Linked DNA regions of Homo sapiens: region 1 is linked to region 2. Evidence: chromatin contacts called from ENCODE Hi-C or POLR2A ChIA-PET data. All regions are on one chromosome and are shown on one strand. Each heading gives the region's core, a stretch centred on a gene start or an enhancer-like site at or near the end of the contact. The rest is flanking DNA. Distances are from core to core; before and after follow the strand shown. Region 1 holds the start of LINC01159 (long intergenic non-protein coding RNA 1159). Region 2 holds the start of LINC01102 (long intergenic non-protein coding RNA 1102).

Evidence for each region. Hi-C counts contacts between places; a loop is a spot of excess contacts on that map. ChIA-PET counts read pairs that join two places held with the same protein, here RNA polymerase II (POLR2A). Pooled maps may share reads with other maps.
Region 1: a map of head of caudate nucleus shows a loop between it and region 2 (5-fold over the local background). The contact joins the promoter of LINC01159 here to the promoter of LINC01102 in region 2. A Hi-C loop is called at or near these places in 4 of 168 maps with a recorded cell type or tissue (MCF 10A, dorsolateral prefrontal cortex, head of caudate nucleus and 1 more), 2 of 37 single-sample maps with no recorded cell type and 9 of 50 pooled maps. POLR2A ChIA-PET finds 5 or more read pairs at or near these places in 1 of 52 experiments (OCI-LY7).

Annotation. Positions count from the first base shown.
Region 1 is chr2:104,867,778-104,874,294 of GRCh38, reverse strand. It overlaps LINC01159 (long intergenic non-protein coding RNA 1159), which reads left to right and starts at 1,700. Exons shown (of 2, transcript NR_110373.1): 1 at 1,700-2,049; 2 at 5,903-6,517. It also overlaps a transcript of POU3F3 not described here. RefSeq lists silencers at 879-988, 6,450-6,517 and an enhancer at 1,294-2,019.
Region 2 is chr2:104,433,071-104,438,811 of GRCh38, reverse strand. It overlaps LINC01102 (long intergenic non-protein coding RNA 1102), which reads right to left and starts at 4,465. Exons shown (of 4, transcript NR_015399.1): 1 at 4,289-4,465.

The sequences.
Region 1 (6,517 bases), core at 451-2,950, 440 kb before region 2:
CTGTGTCCAACTTCCTTTGTCCTCTCCAGAGGTCTCTCCTGGGCTTCACCACTGGTCATGGTCCTCCAAACAGCAGCTCCCAATCCCCAGGACAGTTCTTCAGGACACTACCCCTTCCTCCCAGGAGACCCGCAGGTTTCAGCTCTCCTGGGGCCACTGCTGGACCAAGTCCTCAATTGCTTCCTTGCCATTATCCTCTTTGAACTCCCTCTCTCTCCTCTAAAAGCCCCTCTGGCTGCAGACTCCTTAATTGCGTGGCTGTTCCTTTCCAGAAGCAGGTGCGCCTGCCTCGGGCCTCTTCGGACTTTCCATCACAGGCCAAAGGAAAACCAGCGAGAGCTTGCATGACACCGGGTCCGTATTAAGACAGGCGCAAAACGATCCTTCCTCTTCTGTGCGCCTTAGGGAACGCCCGAAGGCATGCAAGGCTGGGGCTCAGGGGAGGGTCCCCGAGCGGGCAGTCAGGGCTGCCCTCAGGCCCTGGGCAAGGAGGTTTCCGGAGGCCCCTCAGTTCTCGAGTGTGTGTGTATGTTTTTGGTGGTGGTAATTGGGAAGCAGGGGGTCAAGACCCAGGAGTGCAGAGAGTGGGAGAGAGGATCTCCTCCGCCCATCCTGGGCTCCTGTCGGGCCTAACCTCCACCCAGCGTCAACTTTTTGCTGCTCCCGTTAGATGGCGCCCAAGACTTTCTAACCACTTGTGAAAGTGCTCCTGGCCCGGAACAAAAAGAACCGTGGGGTGTGAGTATGAGTGTGTGTGAGTGCGAGTGCGCGCGCGGGGCTGGCCACAGGGCACAGGAGTTGCCTGGCACTACGCGTGGCCCCGTCGCGGGTCGGGTCGGGCCGGCCCAGGGCTGGGGCGCGCTCACGGGAGGAGCTGCGCGCGGCCGGCGGAGAACTTTCTTCTTTTCCCTTCGCTCTCCCTCTTGAGCGAGCGCCTAGGCCCTGGCCACTCTCCCGGAGAGAAGCCGGGCGACCCGGCCGCGGGCTCAAGCAGCCAGCGCCGGCTGCAAGTGACCGCGGTGCGCGGGCGGAAAGGGGTCCCGGACGTGCGGGTCGGAGAGCTGGGACGCACACGACAGCCCCTTTCTCTGCCCTTACTTACCGGCCCAGCGCTCACAGCCGCTGCCCTGTTTTTAAGAGAATGGCGCAGGTGCAAGTTTGGTTGTTGCGGTTTTAGCCGCTCCAAGGAAATTGTTCAGTGTAAGGTTACCTAAGCGTACTGCGTGGGCGTGTTTCCAGAAACAAAGGGCAAACTTTCTCGCTCCCAAAGCCAGTGAAGTTAAACAGACTCCCTTATGAAAAGGCCCTTGGGGACCCTAGGGCGTCAGATGCGACAGCTAATTTTAAAATAACTGTTTAACAGGTGATTAGGGAGCGCGCTTTCTCTCCACCACCAAGTTCACCTCTTCTCCAAACCCCTCTAAAATAAGTGACTTGACGATAGGTGATCCCATTCCCTAGTCCTCTCCTTAATGCCAGTCTGGAGGCGCACTGTCAAGAAGGGATGCGTCTCCTCGCCCTTGAGAACCAGCGCGGAGACCTTCTTTTGTGCCTCTCCTTGGCTGTGAACTTTCCCGCGCGGTAGGTTCTCCTTTAAGAAAGTAGCATCCCTATGAATATTTAATGCTGCACGCGGGCCGGCGGGGCGGAGGGGAGCCCGCGGCCTGGGTTTCCGCGCGCGCCGAGACCCGGGCGCAGAGCGAGTGCGTCCCCACCAGCCTGGCCGCCGCGGGAACTCGGGGACCGGGAGGGCGGGGGTTAGCGGGAGGAAAGGGTAAGCTGAAGAGGGGCTGGGAACGGGAGGGAGGCTCGGGGCGAACGGGCCGTCGCGTTCATTTCCATAAGAAAGCTGAAATCGCAGTTGGAAGCAGGATTTCTCGCCCCTGCAGCCCTTCCCCCATACCCGGTTTTCTGCAAGAAGCGGGCTCCAGAGCTCAGAGCCCGAAGTGTGTGCTCTGGTCTTTGATGATGTTGATAAAATGTGGTTTCAAATGTTGTCCCGAAGAGGCCGGTTTCCTGTCTGTATGTGGAATGGAAGGACCGTGCCGGGTGAGTCCAGAACGCCGGGGAGCGGACAGGAGGAGCAGGGCTGAGGAGAGGGAGGGCGCAGCCGGCGGGCGCAGGGCATCCCTGCAGGGGAAGTTCTCCAGGGGGTTTTGAAAGGGGGAGCCAGGTTGAAGCCAAGTTTCCCGAGCAAGGAAGAGTGTGTGTGTGTGTGTGTCTGTGTGTGTGTGTTCGGGGGTGGGGAGCGCGATGAGGGAAGACGTCACGAAAGCCCCAGAACCCAGGCGGCCCGCGCGTGGGAAGGTCTGGCAGGTCTTGTCACCTCCCTCTTCAAAGAGCGGGGGAAACTTTCGCTGGCCGTCGCTGACCCTCTTCCTGCGAAGGAATAAAGTGAACTTGCCCAGATACTGGATTCCACTGGCGGTTCAGTTGTTGAGTTCTTTCTGCGTTCGCATTGAGCATTGAGTTTCTTTTTGACTTGCAGTGTGAACAGCAGCCATGTGACCTCAATTCTATATCACATATATATACACACACACCTCCTAGGTACTTTATGATCCCATCTGGAGAAATTAAAGCCCAGATCTGTAATGTTTATTCTTAGATAGTTTACCAAAAGCAGGGGGGAAATGTGTGAGACACATGTCTGCAAATATAACAAAAGTACTTTCCCTTATGCTTGAAAAGTTGCCTGCAAATGGCTGGCTTCCGTTTACTGACTGCACCACCTGTACCTCTCCATGAAACTAAATGGAATCAGGAATAAAGCACCAATCAGATCAAGCAATTAAATACCAATTATGACTATTAATGACTTTATTACTAATGACTGGAGTTGAGGACTCCAAACCCAAATGAGGTAATCAAGCTGTTTTAAAATTCTGCTACCTAATATTTTTACCGCACTCCTTCCCCAAAATAGGAGGTTAAAAAAAAACAGGTAATGTTTTCAAAGAGTTCTCCAGTAGGTATTCATGGTCAATGTTGAACTTATTTTTCTCAGAAAGTTTATTGCTACTGCTGGTAAATAATGGAGTCTTCCTTTCTGGCTCTGCCAAGTTACGCAAAGTGTAACTGATGATGGTGGTTACACAATATATGGTACTTGGTTTGGATGCAGAATTGGGATGGAGCAGGGGTGCTTTCTGTCTTCAATTACTCTGATAATCCGGCAGACCCTAGACGATTTTAAGGAACAAGTGTTTTAATTCTTCAGATGGGGTAATGGCTATTGGGATGTTTGGAAGGTGAGGAAATGAAGAATGGGGAACCCAGGCAGCAAAGAGAAAGAAGGAATTGGGCCTATGTTTTGAATTTTCTTTTTGCTCATGGGTTGAAATGCCTTTAGCTTGTCATAAGCTAAGTGACTGAAAAGAAAAGGTTACTGAGAACGGTATATTGGTGTAAAGGCTACTGTGTAGCTGGGTTTATTTATTACTGAAGATGATTTGCCAACCCTCCTTGCCTCTTGATTGACACCCCTTCTTATCCCAAATGGAAGTCCCTGTTCATTCTGGGATAGGAGGAAGAGGCCTGGAGGGAGGAAGGGAATAAATTTCTGCTGCAGTCCATGAGAAGAAAGGAGGGGGCAGTTAGTAGGGATTCTTTAGTCACCATGAAGCAGGCAGGCTAGGCAGCTGGGCACTTGGAGGAGCCAGCAGTTCATCTTGATGTAGGTCATCTCTGCTCATTGTCCCATAGTTTAGCTCTTCAGGACACAAGGAGTGTTTGGAACAATGAACTTCAAGTCCCTGGCTTGGGATATTTCCCCTTCACCTTCCTCCTAGGTAGAAGCCTACAGCAGCAGCAGCAGCATCTGGTTCTGATGTGTTTACCGGGCTGGTATGGAAATGCCCAGGCTGCATGGCAGAAACCTGAGCTGCTAGTGACAAGCACACTCCTCTGCTAAGCAGCGAAAAGTTTTGATACTTTTTGAGCACTGGGTGGCCTCTTCTCTTGATGTGAAGCCATGAGCCCCCCTCCCCATTTCTATTTGTCAGAGTTAATTGCCCTGCAGTGGGGCAGCTCACACCTCAGGCAGTGCCAAGAAATACAGCAGGGAAGGAATCCTGCACATGTAACAGGATGGCGTGGTATTACCTTAGACACCTAGGGGATCAAAAACCTCAGTGGAATGAAATGGGCCTGGGGTATTCTCCCTTTGGTGCCTCCCTAGGGACAAGCCTCTTTGGCCTGGCCTAGACTGTGGGCAGCTTATGTATGATGGCCCTGAGTCCTGAAGGTGAAGCTAGTCACTTTCTGTAAGTGGACAGTCGACCCAAGAGGCAGTTCTAAAGAGGAGAGCCTGAGGTGTCCACAACAATTTCTTTTCTGTTCCAGGGCACCAAGAGGCACCCTGAGAACTCAGAGGACCCAGAGGCTCCCCTCAAGCAAATTCCCTGCTGACCCTGGACACCCCTTGAAGGAGGGGGCAAGAGGCTGCCACAAGGCTCATCTTATAACTCCCAGCAAGGACTCCCAGCAAACAAGTTCAGCTTGGGATCTGCCCACCACCAAGCCTGGCTGGGAGGTGGGGGGGAGCGAGGGGCGGTGGAGAGGCAGAGTCCCTGAACAGGGAAAAGACAATCAGTTGTTCCCCTTTCTGGTGTCAGAGGCAAAGAAGCCTGAAGGGCTGGTGGTGGTGCTGGCTCTGGGTTTATTGACTCTGTGATCCTGTCCAGCTGTCCTACAGGGAGTTCCAGAGCTCTCCCAAAGTGCATGAGGAACTGCACAAGTAGGACTGGGGCACAATACCAGAAGCTATTTGTCTCCTAGAACCTGGCACCCCCTCCACTTACCTTACAGGAGACCCACATCACTCAGTTCCCAGGACACCTGGTGGGAGAGTCTGGTGAGATTTGGAGGCAGACTTCCTCTACTCACAACTTGTTTGAAAATGGACATAAAGAGAAGAACAGACACTCCATCGCCCCTTCAGGGCCTCCTTTGTGTCACAAAACCTATCCCCTCCTAGGGCACCCTTGACATTCCCCTAGGTGGGCCTACACATTGTTCAGAACCTGTCCCCTGTACCAAAATAAATATAAATGAGTTTGTTTCTTTAAAAGAAATATTACAGCTTTAAACTTTTCCCAGCCGGAATCCACCTAATTTCATCAAGGTCTCTCGCTAGCAGCCATAACCCAGGCCAAAAGGGCTTGTCCCTAGGGAGGCACCAAAGGGAGAATACCCCAGGCCCATTTCATTCCACTGAGGTTTTTGAACCCCTAGGTGTCTAAGGTAATACCACCACCATCCCCACCTGTTTTCAGTTCTTTCTTTGTGGCTTAAGATTGCATTTTTGGAGGGTTTATGTAATGTTGTTCACGTCAGCAAGTCTCCCTGCCCCACCCTCACCCCACTGTCCTATATGGAATTATAGTTGGAAACCACACACACATAGAAAATCTTTGAAGATTTTTTTCTGCTATTCTTCCTGACTAGAAGAGTTGACAAGACATAGACACATTCAGTTGCATAAAATACAGTAGCGTGATCAGCCTAAATGCATCTCATTTGCACTGTTTGTAACCAGGGGTGGGGGCTTGTGTCACTCATTGCCTCCCCCTCCTCTGCCCAAACCAGACCCGCCAGCTGGAATTTCAGAGCAGGCCCCAAGGCAGCAGCCATTTGGGAAGTGGAAGCCCTAGCCCACCCCAGTCCAGCAGGGGTGCGGGGTGGATAGAGAAGGTGTCTGGAGGTCTGGCCTGAGGGCTTGGACCAACTTTGGCAGACCTGGGCTCTGGGAGGCTTGGCCGGTGGGTGACCACAGCTGGAAGTTGGAGGTCTGCAGCGATGCTTCTGAGCTTCTCCTGAGTTGAGTTCAAGAAAGGGGACACCAAGAAGTAGGGGAACAGTCACTGACTATATTTTACATCCACGCCTACCCCTTTCCCAGAGTTGTGTTCTCACCACCCACTTTGTCGGCGGAGGAGAAACACTGCTGCCTGATGCTTGCACTGCTGCACTGTTCTTGCACCTGCTCCTAGCCCTGAACTCGGGCCCTGAGCTCCTCACTGCCGCCCGCTCTGCGCTGAGCCCCACTCCTGAGACCGCGAGGTGCCAGAGCAGCGCCTCTCCCACCAACTCCTAGACGCCTGTAGGAGCTGCGCCGGAGCCTTCAGAACCCCATGGGGGTGTGGGGGTGAAGTTGGAGGTCATCCGGGTGATTTTTTTCTTACTTTTTCCTAATTGTTCTCCTGCGTTGATTTCAACTCTTCCAGTCTCCCGGTGCTGGGGCGCCAATCCTTTCCCAACAATTCCTACCCACCAGCTGGAGGTCGGGGCCCAGGGTTACCCCAGAGTTCTATGGTGGCAGGGGGCGCCGAGTAGAGGGGCGGGAGGAGCTGGGTCCTCGGGAACCAAAGGGGACCTCAGCGGGGGCGGAGTGCGCAGCCTTGGCTGCTGGGAAATGCCCAACTAGCCGCTGTGAGTGCCCACAGCGCGTCGTGGGGGCGTCCGTTCTGCAGCTCGGGTGACTCAGACGCCCTGCCAACCCCACCAGCTCCCGGCT
Region 2 (5,741 bases), core at 3,216-5,715:
ATTAATGGATCCTACTGGCTATGAGAGTAAGTAGGACTTCTCAGATTCATGTGGAGCCCTTGCATTATCTTCTGACACTCCCGTTGCTGAATCCACTTCCTATCTGATCTCTAGAAGCCTGCTTGCATTCCTGGCCACAGTCTGGAGCTGGTGAGCTCATGGTCCTTTACTTTGGCTTGCATAGAGTGATAGGGAAAGAGTATGCAACTCCTCCTGTGGCTGTGGTCTTGGCTCAGGTCTCTTTGTCTGTAGAATTCTGAGTCCCCGCCATGAGTTCAATCCAGCTCACTGGCCAGAGGTCCATCCCCAGTGGCTGCTGTGGCGCTGTCTTATCCTGACAGCAGCACCCATGCCTCAACTAACCAAGAGTAGCCCACGAAGCTTAACCAGAGGGCCTCTCTCTGCCTAAATATGTGACAAGGACAATGGCCATTTTGATGTGGGCTTTGTAAGAAAGGTTGGGTTAATTCTTACATGTTTTGAGGACAAGCACTTATGAAGACTATCTAGGCTATCAGCTTTTTCCAGGCTTTAAGATTTGCTGGACATGTCCATGAGATGAAATACTGAGGTCTAAGATTATTTCCATGTGTGGACAAGACACACTTTACAGAATTTCTCTGATGAGATGATACAACTTGTGATCTGATAGGTCAAGTAGAAGTCTTCTCTCCCACAGTAAAATTAGATTTGAAATTGTTCAGTGACTAATCTCACCCCAATACCTGCCCTAATCTGGTGAACTATGGGGATTTCCCAAGGCTTCCTAATCCTAAAATCTGAGTGTTTGATGTTCTTGATGTAGTCTCTGGATCTCAGAAGTCATCTATTATTACCATATACATCTTAATAGCAGGGAGTTTTTCTCTAACTAAAACTGGTACAATAAAAGATCTTTCTATCAAATATAACTATTTGTATTAAAACAACATATGCAGTTGTACTCCAAGTCTAGCATCGTGCTTTGAGAAGTAACTCGAAGATGTTTTGTCGGTAATACCTCACCCAAACTCAGTAGCTGGCTTCTGACTAGCATTCTCTTTATTGTTTTCTGTTTTAACTACCTTGCCTACGGAAGTCAAAAATGAATTTTCCACATAACTGACTTTTTTAAAATGCTGCTTCTGTTTAGTCTTTCCATATGGTATGTGTTCTTTGTAATCAGAAAGTAGTTACAGAGTATAAATAAACAAATACATGTAAATACATAGAGTTCTTTTTTTTTTTCCATACTGACCTTTCCAGAGAATGTTATGATTCTCTTTCCTCTGCCACTCATGACTCTTCCGTGGCTGGATCTGACCTGCTTAGAACTCATAAATCCTTAACATTTGGGGGGTGTCTATTCAGCCCAGTTTGCCTGCGTCATGTAAGTTATTTCCTTTGAAAAACGCACATACATTTTCACTGGGTCCACAGGCCTGGGGAGTTTATATGGGCCTAAAAGTGAGAATTGGTGTCTCTCAAATCTCTTTCCTCCCTTCATGAGTACTAAGAGCTAGGTGATGTGGAGCCAGGCTCCTGCTGGTACAAGCGCCTCCCGCTCTTCTATGTGCTCCAACAGCAATATTCACACGCTCGTTCATTCCCTCCACAGAGAATACTTGAGCACCCTCACTGTTTCCAAGACAGGGTAGGGTAGAAGGGTGGATAGAAAACTGAATTCTCTGTCTCTCGCCACAATTTACATTTCACTCCAGCTAGTGTTGTTTCTCTTACTTGGAGAGGGGTTCAGCTAATGAAATACGTAAGATCAGATTATGGTCATCACAATATTAGCAAACAAAAGGCATAGAAACTAAACTCACATGCCAGGAGTCACCATGACAGTCTTTATCTTCAGTATTTCTATCAGGTTATTATGTGTTGTGCTTGCAGATGCATTGAGCTATCATGTGTTTGGAACATATGGACTGAAACTTGGAAGACGACCTGCATTAGGCATAACAGACACCAAAAGCAGAGATATACAGACCTATGCTAAGGCATTGTGGAGTCCATCTTCCCAAATCACATGATAGCTTAAATTGTACTATAATAATTTGCCTCCTATAGATGGAGTTCAAGAGGAACCCATCAATTAATAAAAATATTATATCACTTAACATAAACCTTTGGTGTATATTACATGTATGATATGATAAATCAAACTATACATGGTATTACATGTATGATATGATAAATCAAACTATAGTTTAGAACTTTGCTAGCTATATTTGTTGATATATTTATTGATTTTAATCTTCAAGATAAGCTTTGTGACTGTTTAACAGCATCATTGGTTCAGTCTCTGTATATGAATATGTTAGATGTATTAGATCTATGTGTATATATTTATACACATATACACACACATACTGTAAGCATATATGCCTATACCTTTTTTATTGATAAATAAATCTTCTTTGAGCACCTTGTGTTCCAAAACTAGTGTTTGCATTTGAATTTTCTTAAAAAGTACTTTATTCTTGCTAAATAATTGTATTTAAGACAGCCGGTGTAGCAGCATAGCAGAATTTACTTCTTAAAACATTCGCTTAGTTACCTAAAGAAGTCCCTAAAATTCCAACACATGGATCCTATAAAAGCACTGACAAATTGCACAAAAAGCAAATTTGGGCTTTTCAATATCATCAATAGCTATGAAACAAGAAAGTGGCCCTGATGGTAAGGCTACAGCAAAAAGACTTACTGTTGGGTGATCCTGGAAATCACAGTCTATGGATCCAGACCTGCCAATCATGGCCCACACTGCCATTTTCCTCTTCCTTATGTGAGGCTGTGGCATATTTACCAAATGACATTTCGTGCTGTTTTCACACTATTGTTTCTTCAACGTCTTCTTTAACTAACTTTCATTTTGTTCTTCAATCTGTTGTATGTAATAAGTAGGGAGTCTATCAACAAATCACTAAAGGTCTTGGTGACTCTTCTCTCCCAAAGCGCTTAGCTAACAGGTGCAAAATAGTGAACTGAGAGATTTTGTGGTGAAAGGATAATTTATTGTAACGGCAAAGACCTCAGCCATTACATTTCAGAAATGGCATCTGGAAGTACCCCTGGAGCACCACTCCCCTCAAAACTCTGGAATGGCTACAACATTATGGATTGACAAAAGTTAATTTTTGACCCTCTACAAAGTTACATGTTGTGACTTATTTTGTTTTTGTTCTGGATGAGTGGGGTGAGGTCCCTATGAAGCTAATTGGTACTTTTCATCTTTTAATCTATATCCTATGTGGAATTACTTAGGCAGAACCCCAGAGTCAGAGTGAACTTTCCTTTCTGCTCCTCTCTTAAGCAATTTATTTGTCGTTTACTCTATCTCCACTTTTACCAGTTTGCTGTAATTTAATTTAGATTAATGATATGCCAATATGTGAGCCAGGGAAAAAACTTCTTTCCTTTATAGCACCCTATGAATTGGTCAAGGGCAATGACAATTTCAAGGAGAAATTTGGGCTTGAAAACTGAGCTCCCACCACTGTCAGTCCCCTGGTGCTTCGCCATCTTATCTAAAGCTTCTTCTGAGAACATCACAGCAGGTTGTCCCTGATTGCTAGTACATTCTCCTAAAGGTGGGACAAGTGTAAGAAGAGCATTTGACACAACCCAGTCTCTCATGAGATGACTCCCAATGAAGGTCATTGTTTAAAGCAGAGCCATATTTAGCAGCTCTTCAGGAAAACACCACAATGCATTTTATAAAACATACTAAGATGGCAAAACAGTTCAGTCCCATTGGAGGAGAGTCTTTATTCTCTATTTCCCCCCCTTCTCTAAAATGGGCGATTGCTTTTCTGCCAAAGCGGCTCAAAGGGCCACAGAAGCTAAGGTCCTTCAAAGCTGTTAAATGCATCTTCAAATTTACAATAAAATCAGCATGACAAATCTTCCAGTAAAATCTCTGGAGCGTCACAGCAGCGCCTATACAATTTTCCTTTCAGTCAGTATTTTAGTATTCCACACCTTGAGAAACAGGGAAAGCCAATGTGGGCGAGGAAAGCTAAGCAAAACAAAAACCAAAACAGAAAAAAGAAAAGCCACCACCAACAAAGACAGTGAAAAAAAAAAAAAAAGCAAACAGCCACGCGCGCCATTAAGCATATGCCAAAGTAAACAATCGGTGCGGGTTTGCCACGGCTGTGCCCTGCAGGTAGAAGGCAGGCAGCACGGGAGCAAATGGAAGGGGAAAGAGAAAGAGAAGCAGGAAGTGGAGGAGCCGGGAGCAAGGCGGCCTGATTGTGAGCCGCAAGACACACCATCAGCCATGCAAAACAGGACATACCTTTCTGGCTTGCTGGTTCTGTCGGCTGAGACAAAGCAGTCCCATTCGCAGCGGGAGGCCAAATCAAAATGAAATTTTATTTAGTCTGCACTGTCCCCAGATTGGGTTTCAGAATGACTGCTTTAGGAGATAGCATGGATGTGGCTGATGCATGCTTTGCATATGAAACTGCAGTAGGAAAAGAAATCTACATAATCAAAAAAATCTGTGCTGTGTGTGTGTGTGACAAAAACCCTGGACTCCAGTGATTTTGCTGCCGTGTATGTTTCAAGCAGGCCCTTTCAGGGTTGAAAGACGTTAAAAAAATTTCTTAAAATAATGTTATTAATAAATATTAATAAATCTATAACAGCCTAGTTTATGAAAATATATGCAATTTCCTGGTTACAACTCTGCCACATTAAAATAATTGTGATTTCTAGTTTATTTAAGAGTGTATCAAAAATCTGTGTGAGAAAACAAATTGAACTTAAAAACAAGTGCAGGCGATTTCTTTTGGAAGGGCGTTGTTCCAACAATTACTATACTCCCTCAACCTTGATAAAATAAATTAAAAGCTTAAGTCTTAAGCAATATGGAAATTAACACTAGGAGCCTCTTTGACTTTTCTCTGGGAAGACACTTAATCATATTTAGACACTATTTTAAAAAATAGGGCAAAAGTCTTTGAAAACACTCTTTAGACGCTGGAAATTATATTTTTGACATTAAGAAAAGGGACTGTAAAGTGTATATAGAACACATATCATGGAATCTCTAAATAGAGACATGTGTGCTGTATGTGTGTATTGTACACACACACACCTACTATGCTTTTAATACAGGGTTACCTCCTGCTTTGGGCAGGAAAAGGAAGTGATATTCAAGGTGCTGTGAAACAAGGGGGCAGAATAGAGCCTGTTGGTAAATATATATTATTTCTCAAAGAAATACTTATCCCAGCTTGGTTTTGATAGATCAGTTCCTTGAGGTTGAGTGCTGCCAATCATTTTCTTTAAAGAGGAAATAAAAAGTAAAAGAAAAAAGAAATAGAAAGAAAAAAAAATACCTGTATAAAACGACAGCAAAAAAAAAAAAAAAAAAAAAAGGCAAGACAGGCTCTCCCACTGCACGGTGCTCCGAAAAAAACATGGACTCTTGTAATTCTGTTTTATGAAGTATTCCCAAGGATGGGAAGAATATGAAATCTGCCCATTTAAGCTCTGAGGAGGCAGTCTCCAAGCCATGACCCAGAGCAGCATAAAAACTTCTCACAATAATGAGATACAAATAGCTCAAACAATGTGCTTCCACACACAGCCCCAGCAGAAATCACCAACAGCAGAACCATGTACTGATGTCCCTTAGAGAGACAGTCAAGCCTAATTCTGTGATTCAGGTTTCGACACCATTTTCTTAGAAAAGCTTTTCCCCGTTCCAGTTTGGATGGGTGGCCTGTCAATAATAATATTTA